Regions from separate parts of the Homo sapiens genome. Here region 2 is linked to region 1. A link is a loop called in an ENCODE intact Hi-C map of the cell type or tissue named here. Cell type or tissue: HepG2. All regions are shown on one strand. Links, peaks and the distances in the headings refer to the core of each region. The heading gives the core; the rest is flanking DNA. Region 1 has its middle 18 kb from the start of EIF1B. Region 2 holds the start of ZNF620 (zinc finger protein 620).

Region 1 (2,914 bases), core at 226-2,725:
GCTTTGCACATAATATGCATTTAACAAATGTTAGCTTTTCATTATTACATATCAAGGGAGAAAACATTGGTCATGCTATCTTTATGGAAATCAAAGAGGAAAGGATATGAAAATGTGAAAGGGTGAGATCTAATGTGGAATTTCAATCGTCTTTTTACAAGCAGAGCTGTGGAACCCTGGGACTAACCCTTTGTAGTTATAGCTCCATTTTTTTTTTTTTGGCAACTTTTCTCTTTTTTTTTTTCTTGATCAGTGTTGCCAGAGGCTTATCAGTTTTTATTCTTTCATCTTTTCAAAAAACCAACCTCTAGCTTTAGTGATTCTTCCTATTACATGCTTATTTTCTGTTTTATTAGTTTCTTCCCTTATGAGTTTTCTTCCTCCTACTTTCTTTGCATATTCTTTTTGTAACTTCTCAATTTAGTTGCTTAGCCCATTAACTTTTAACTTCTTTTCGAATGTAAGCACGTAAGGATGTAAATTTCCCTTGCGCAGCCTGCAGATTTTGATATTTAGTATTTTTGTTAACATTCACGTGCAAACATTTTCTTTTCTTTCTTTCTTTCTTTTTTTTTAGACGGAGTCCCGCTCTGTCGCTCAGGCTGGAGTGCAGTGGAGCGATCTCAGCTCACTGCAAGCTCCGCCTGCCGGGTTCACGCCATTTTCCTGCCTCTGCTTCCCGAGTAGCTGGGACTACAGGCGCCCGCCACCACGCCCGGCTAATTTTTTGTATTTTTAGTAGAGACAGGGTTTCACCGTGTTAGCCAGGACGGTCTCGATCTCCTGACCTCATGATCCGCCCGCCTCGGCCTCCCAAAGTGCTGGGATTACAGGCGTGAGCCACCGCGTCCGGCCTACATACAACCATTTTCTAATGCCTGTTTAATAAGGTGTCCTCCACTCCTTGGGGAGCTCTGTGGTCTATCGCCCTGCTCAAAGCCTTCAGAAATACGCAGTGCTGTTGGCATCCTCCTCAACCTTGTTCGTTTTCACTACTTGTGGCAAAACTAATTCAAATATTACATGTGGATATAATTAGGTGTTAACTGATTTCCTTGAAGACAGCATTAACTTTCCACTTTCTCATTATCTTGGGTGTTTCTATGCCTCACAGTGTGGCAGGGATATTTTTACTCTGCTTTAGTTAACCGCAAATCCACAGGTGTGTTTTGTACTTTCACTAGTTGAAAACTGGTAGATGCAGTACTCACACATGGCCAAGAGATGGTGCTATTGACCCATTTAGGTCCAGCCTTTATGTTTTGTATGCTGTAGTCATCTAATTTGCTTGCTTGTCTTTGAGTTTGTTTCAGAGAAAAGGTCCAACATCAGAAGAGTTGAGAGGTTATATGATACTGGCTAAACTCTTAGATCCTCTAGGCACTCAAGAAAAAAACATAACAAATAAAAACTCTGGTTTTAAAGATGCAGAGAAATGTCTGGCAATGCACCCTCAGGGGACCTCTCATTCCAGAAGTCTAGAAACCTCCCAGAAGGAAGAAGCACTTGCTTTCCTGTGTCCCTATGTTTGCGAAAGCTACTCAGCCATTCCCTGGAGAGGTTTCTCTTGGTGCAGTCTCTCAGCTGACGTTTTGGATCACAAATGAGCAGTCCGCACATAACTCAATTTCAAGAGTTAAAAATCTTAGCCTTTAGTTGGGAACAATTTTCCAACAAACAGGATGTGGAAGTGATGTTATCTGAGGGAAGACATGGTGCCTCTGAGCTGTTAGACCTTTCCAAACTACACATATGCCTGGCCTGTGTTCACAAGTATACACACACACACACACACACCCGCCCCCCCCCCACACACACACTCATTCCCCTTCTCTCTCTCAAGTGACCTGATCTCCAATCCCTCTGCAGCCTCCTGAGGGCTTCTTATTCTTTAATATGAATGAGAGTCACCAGGCAAGTTTATTAAAATGCAGATTCCAACTCAGGAGGCCTGGAGTGGCCCAAGGCTCTGCATTTTTAACAAGCTCCCAGGGGATACCGGCCATCTGGGTTTGCAGGCCACATTCTGAGGAGTAGAGGTTCGTGGCAGTGCAGAGTGGCATAATGACAGGCATCAATGTGGTTGATTCAGAGATGCCCCAGTGTTACCGGATCAAACCCAGGGTCGGGCTGCTTATTCTCAAGGCCCAGTAATGAGATGCAGATGAACTGGGAGAGAAGAGAATTTATTTCTGTAACCGGGTAGGCAGACCAACTTAAAATTACAAAGCTTTCCATTGTTTATATACCTTCTAAGCTATATGTCTATGTGTAAGTGCATTCATCTAAAGACATAAGTGGTTAACTTCTCCTAATATAACTAAGGTCTGAGTTTTGAAGACCTTTCTCTGGAGCCTCAGTAAATTTACTTAATCTAGATGGCTCCAGGTGCCGGAGTGATTACCCTTATCTCGTCTCCTGCTAAATCATGGAGGTTTGAGGAGTTCCTTTAGACCATCCTCCCCACCCCCCTGCCCAGTAAAACTTGTTTGTGGAGGTCTGGGGAGTTTCTTCAGACCCCCAATAAAACTTGTTTAATCCTACATGGGTCCTGTTAAGAATTCCTTCGTTATCGTGTCAGGCTTCAAGGCCCAGGAAAGGCCTAGGCAAAACTCTTGGTGGGCTTTGTTACATTCCAGCCTTTGCATAAGGAGACTGGCTCTATTAGCTTTTAATATTTAACCTAACCACTCAGTCAGTGCCGCAACAGTTGTCATGGAGGCTTGCCTGTTCAGCTGTTAGTGAGACCTGGCCTGCCATGCCAGGACTCAGAATCAGAAGCCCTGGATTCAGATTCGGGCTCTACCACTTTCCAGCTTTATGGCCTGATCAAGCCAAAGCCAGCCAGTCTCTCACAGCCTCAGTTTTCTCAGCAGCAACTTAAGGATAATTGTGCCTCGGATCAGAATGACTA
Region 2 (2,914 bases), core at 214-2,713, 180 kb after region 1:
AACAAGTGCTGTGCATAAACTTTAAAGTGAAAATACTATAGATTTTATAAAATGAACTGTTTCTGTGACAGTTAAAATCTCTGTGCTAGGTGGCCCCACAATGGCTCCCAATGGTTCTCATATCCTGGCATTCAAACCTTGTGTATCTCTTCCCACACTGAATCATGACTAATCTGAGGAGAATGTATTGAGGAAATCATGATGCATGATTTCCAAAACTAGGTCATAAAAGCTTTGGCCTTGGCCTCTTGGATTGCTCACTTTGGGAGAAAGCTACATGCCATGTTGTGAAAACCCTCACATGGGAAGGAACTGACGCTTCCTGCCAACAACCAGCACCCACTTGACAGCCATGTGAGTAAACCACCTTGGAGGTGGATCCTCCAAACTCAGTCAAGCTTCAGATGACTTCAGCCCCACATGACACCTGACTGCAACCTCAGCAGAGACCCTCAGCCAGTACCACCCAGCCAAGCTGCTCTTGAATTCTGGGTCCACAGAAACTGTCAAAAGATAACAATGTTTATTGTTTTTAGCCACAAAGCATTAGAGTAGTTTATTATCCAGCAGTAGATACATAATATACTCTCCATGGCAGGACTTGTTTTGAAAGTGGTGGATAAATCTAATTCCTGTGGAAGGAATAACTAAAATCTGTTTCCAGGCTGGGCCGGGACACACATCCCAGTACAGGGCAGGAAAGGGCTCTAAGCCAAATGTTAATAGCTCTTTCGCTAAACTTCGAAAATTGTCCTTAAAAAAATCTATTTCCCTAAAGCACGCCACATATTGGAGTCCCAGCAGCACCTATTTTGTGTCTTCAAAAAACACAATTGGAAAACAAAACAATACAAACTCACGAGTACATACTATGTGCCAGGCACAACTGTAAATAATTTACCTATCAATTAACTAATTTAATGAATTAACCCTGAACAGCCTCAAGAGGTTGGTACCACCATCATAATACCCATTTAATAGACAAGGAAACCGGGGCAAAGAAACTTGCTGCAGGTCACACAACTAGCAAGTGGTGCAGCTGGGTTTCTGGACCTACGTAGTCCATACACATTCGGCCTTCTGAGTAATGGGTTCGCCTTTCCCCACACCCACTTTTCCCACTGCAGCGCACCCACACAATCCAGACAGTTTTGGCGCATGTGAAGGGCGCGATGGTCCCTTCATTATCTGGAAGGACACCCAGAGTGGCAAATGCCAGATAACCACGAATAATACCCAGGATAGTAACCATTCTGTGGCCTGAGCTGGCCAGACGTCATGCCCCGAAGGAGCTACCAGGTGTGGGCGCTGCAGGACCCCTGCCTGGGGCCGCCCGCTCGGGCCCGTGTTGTCTCAGGCAGTAGGGACACTGGCGCTGACGGCGGGGGTAGGAAACCACAGAGACTGGCAACTTCCCAGGTTCCTAGAGAGGAGGGGCATGGAAAACGCACTTCCGGCGGAGGGTCTCAAGCTTTCCCCGGTGTCGGCGGCAGGTGGAATTTCCACGCTTTATCTGCGCCTGCGCCGCGCGGGATTCGCGGTCCGAGCTGAAGAGGTTCGCGGTCCGGGTAACTGATTGGTTTTCCTGGGGCTTGTTCTGCCTGGTTTTGCAACCCCTTTGCTTTTTGGGGTGAGGAGTTGGCGGAAAGGAGAGGGGCCCAAGTAGCACAGAGGGCATTTGCGGGGTGCGAGGCAGCATCAATCTCACCGGTGCTTCTTTATTTTCTCTTCAGTTTCACTTCTCCGAACCCTGAGGCAGTGTGTGAAGCTGGGACGCCAGCCATGTTCCAGACCGCTTGGCGCCAGGTGAGTGAGCATCCTCTCCCTCCCTCCCACCCTTTAGATGTCAAGAGAGAGCAGGTGTCACCTCTGCATTCAGATCTTGAGTTGTGTAGGCCAGTGGCTTCCATTGTGCATCTGTCACTATGAGAGGGATGGAGAGGTGAGAATGCCCAAATTAAGACTAGAAAACTAGTGAGTGTGGGGGGATTGGTTGGGATTTGGCATTTGAAGCCAGCTTAAAAATAAAAATTATGAAATGTGGAAATCTGCATTATTACATCCAATAAAGACCCCTTTCACCCTAGTCCGCAGGCTTGGAGAAGTACTTACTTCTTCAGTATAGCAATTCTAGTAACTGTTTTGTAGATTCCATTGTATTTTCTACATAGGTCATCTATGAGTAAAGATAGTTTTACTCCTTTCTTTCCAGTCTGGATGCCTTTTATTTTATTTTGTCTTGCCTTACTGCACTGGCTAGAAGCATTATTTCAATATTGAACAGAAGTGGTGAGAGCAGATATCTTTGTCTTATTTATGCTTTTAAAGTGAAAGCATTCAATCTTTCACACTGAAGACTGATGTTCACTGTAGGTTTCTTGCTTTTTTGTTTTGTTTTGTTTTGTAAATGTCCTTTATCAGGCATTCTCTTCTAGTACTACTTTGGTGAGAGTTTTTATAGGAATGGATGTTGGATTTTGACAATTGCTTTTTCTGTGTCTATTTAGATGACCATATGGTTTTTTTTTTTTTTTTTTTTTGAGATGGAGTCTTGCTCTATCGACAGGCTGGAGTGCAGTGGCGCGATCCTGGTTCACTGCACCCTCCACCTCTGGGGTTCAAGCGATTCTCCTGCCTCAGCCTCCCGAGTAGCTGGGACTACAAGCACGCGCCACCACACCCAGCTAATTTTTGTATTTTTAGTAGAGACCAGGTTTCACCATGTTGGCCAGGATGGTCTCGATCCCTTGACCTCGTGATTCCCCCACCTTGGCTTCCCAAAGTGCTGGGATTACAGGCGTGAGCCACCGTGCCCAGCCTCTCTTTGTTAATGTGGTGAATTACATGATTTTTCTTTCAAATATTAAACCAACTCTGCGGTGGGATAAAACCGACTTCGTCATGGTGTATTATT

Evidence for each region. Hi-C counts contacts between places; a loop is a spot of excess contacts. Peaks named below come from ENCODE experiments on the same cell type or tissue, not always from the same donor. Only the 100,000 strongest peaks of a DNase experiment are listed, where the experiment ranks them.
Region 2: a loop joins it to region 1, with 7 times the contacts of the local background. A loop is called at or near these places in 3 of 110 quality-filtered maps.

Annotation. Positions count from the first base shown.
Region 1 is chr3:40,326,581-40,329,494 of GRCh38, forward strand. No RefSeq gene overlaps it. Among named protein-coding and RNA genes, the nearest start is that of EIF1B, 18 kb to the left of the region's middle. In HepG2, for the core only: a CTCF peak has its summit at 1,222 (motif pointing right); a DNase peak (open chromatin) is centred at 1,231.
Region 2 is chr3:40,504,571-40,507,484 of GRCh38, forward strand. ZNF620 (zinc finger protein 620) reads left to right here and starts at 1,469. Exons shown (of 5, transcript NM_175888.4): 1 at 1,469-1,568; 2 at 1,734-1,806. The coding sequence starts at 1,783. In HepG2, for the core only: a CTCF peak has its summit at 1,316; DNase peaks (open chromatin) are centred at 231, 1,411 and 1,791; H3K4me3 peaks cover 1,755 bases.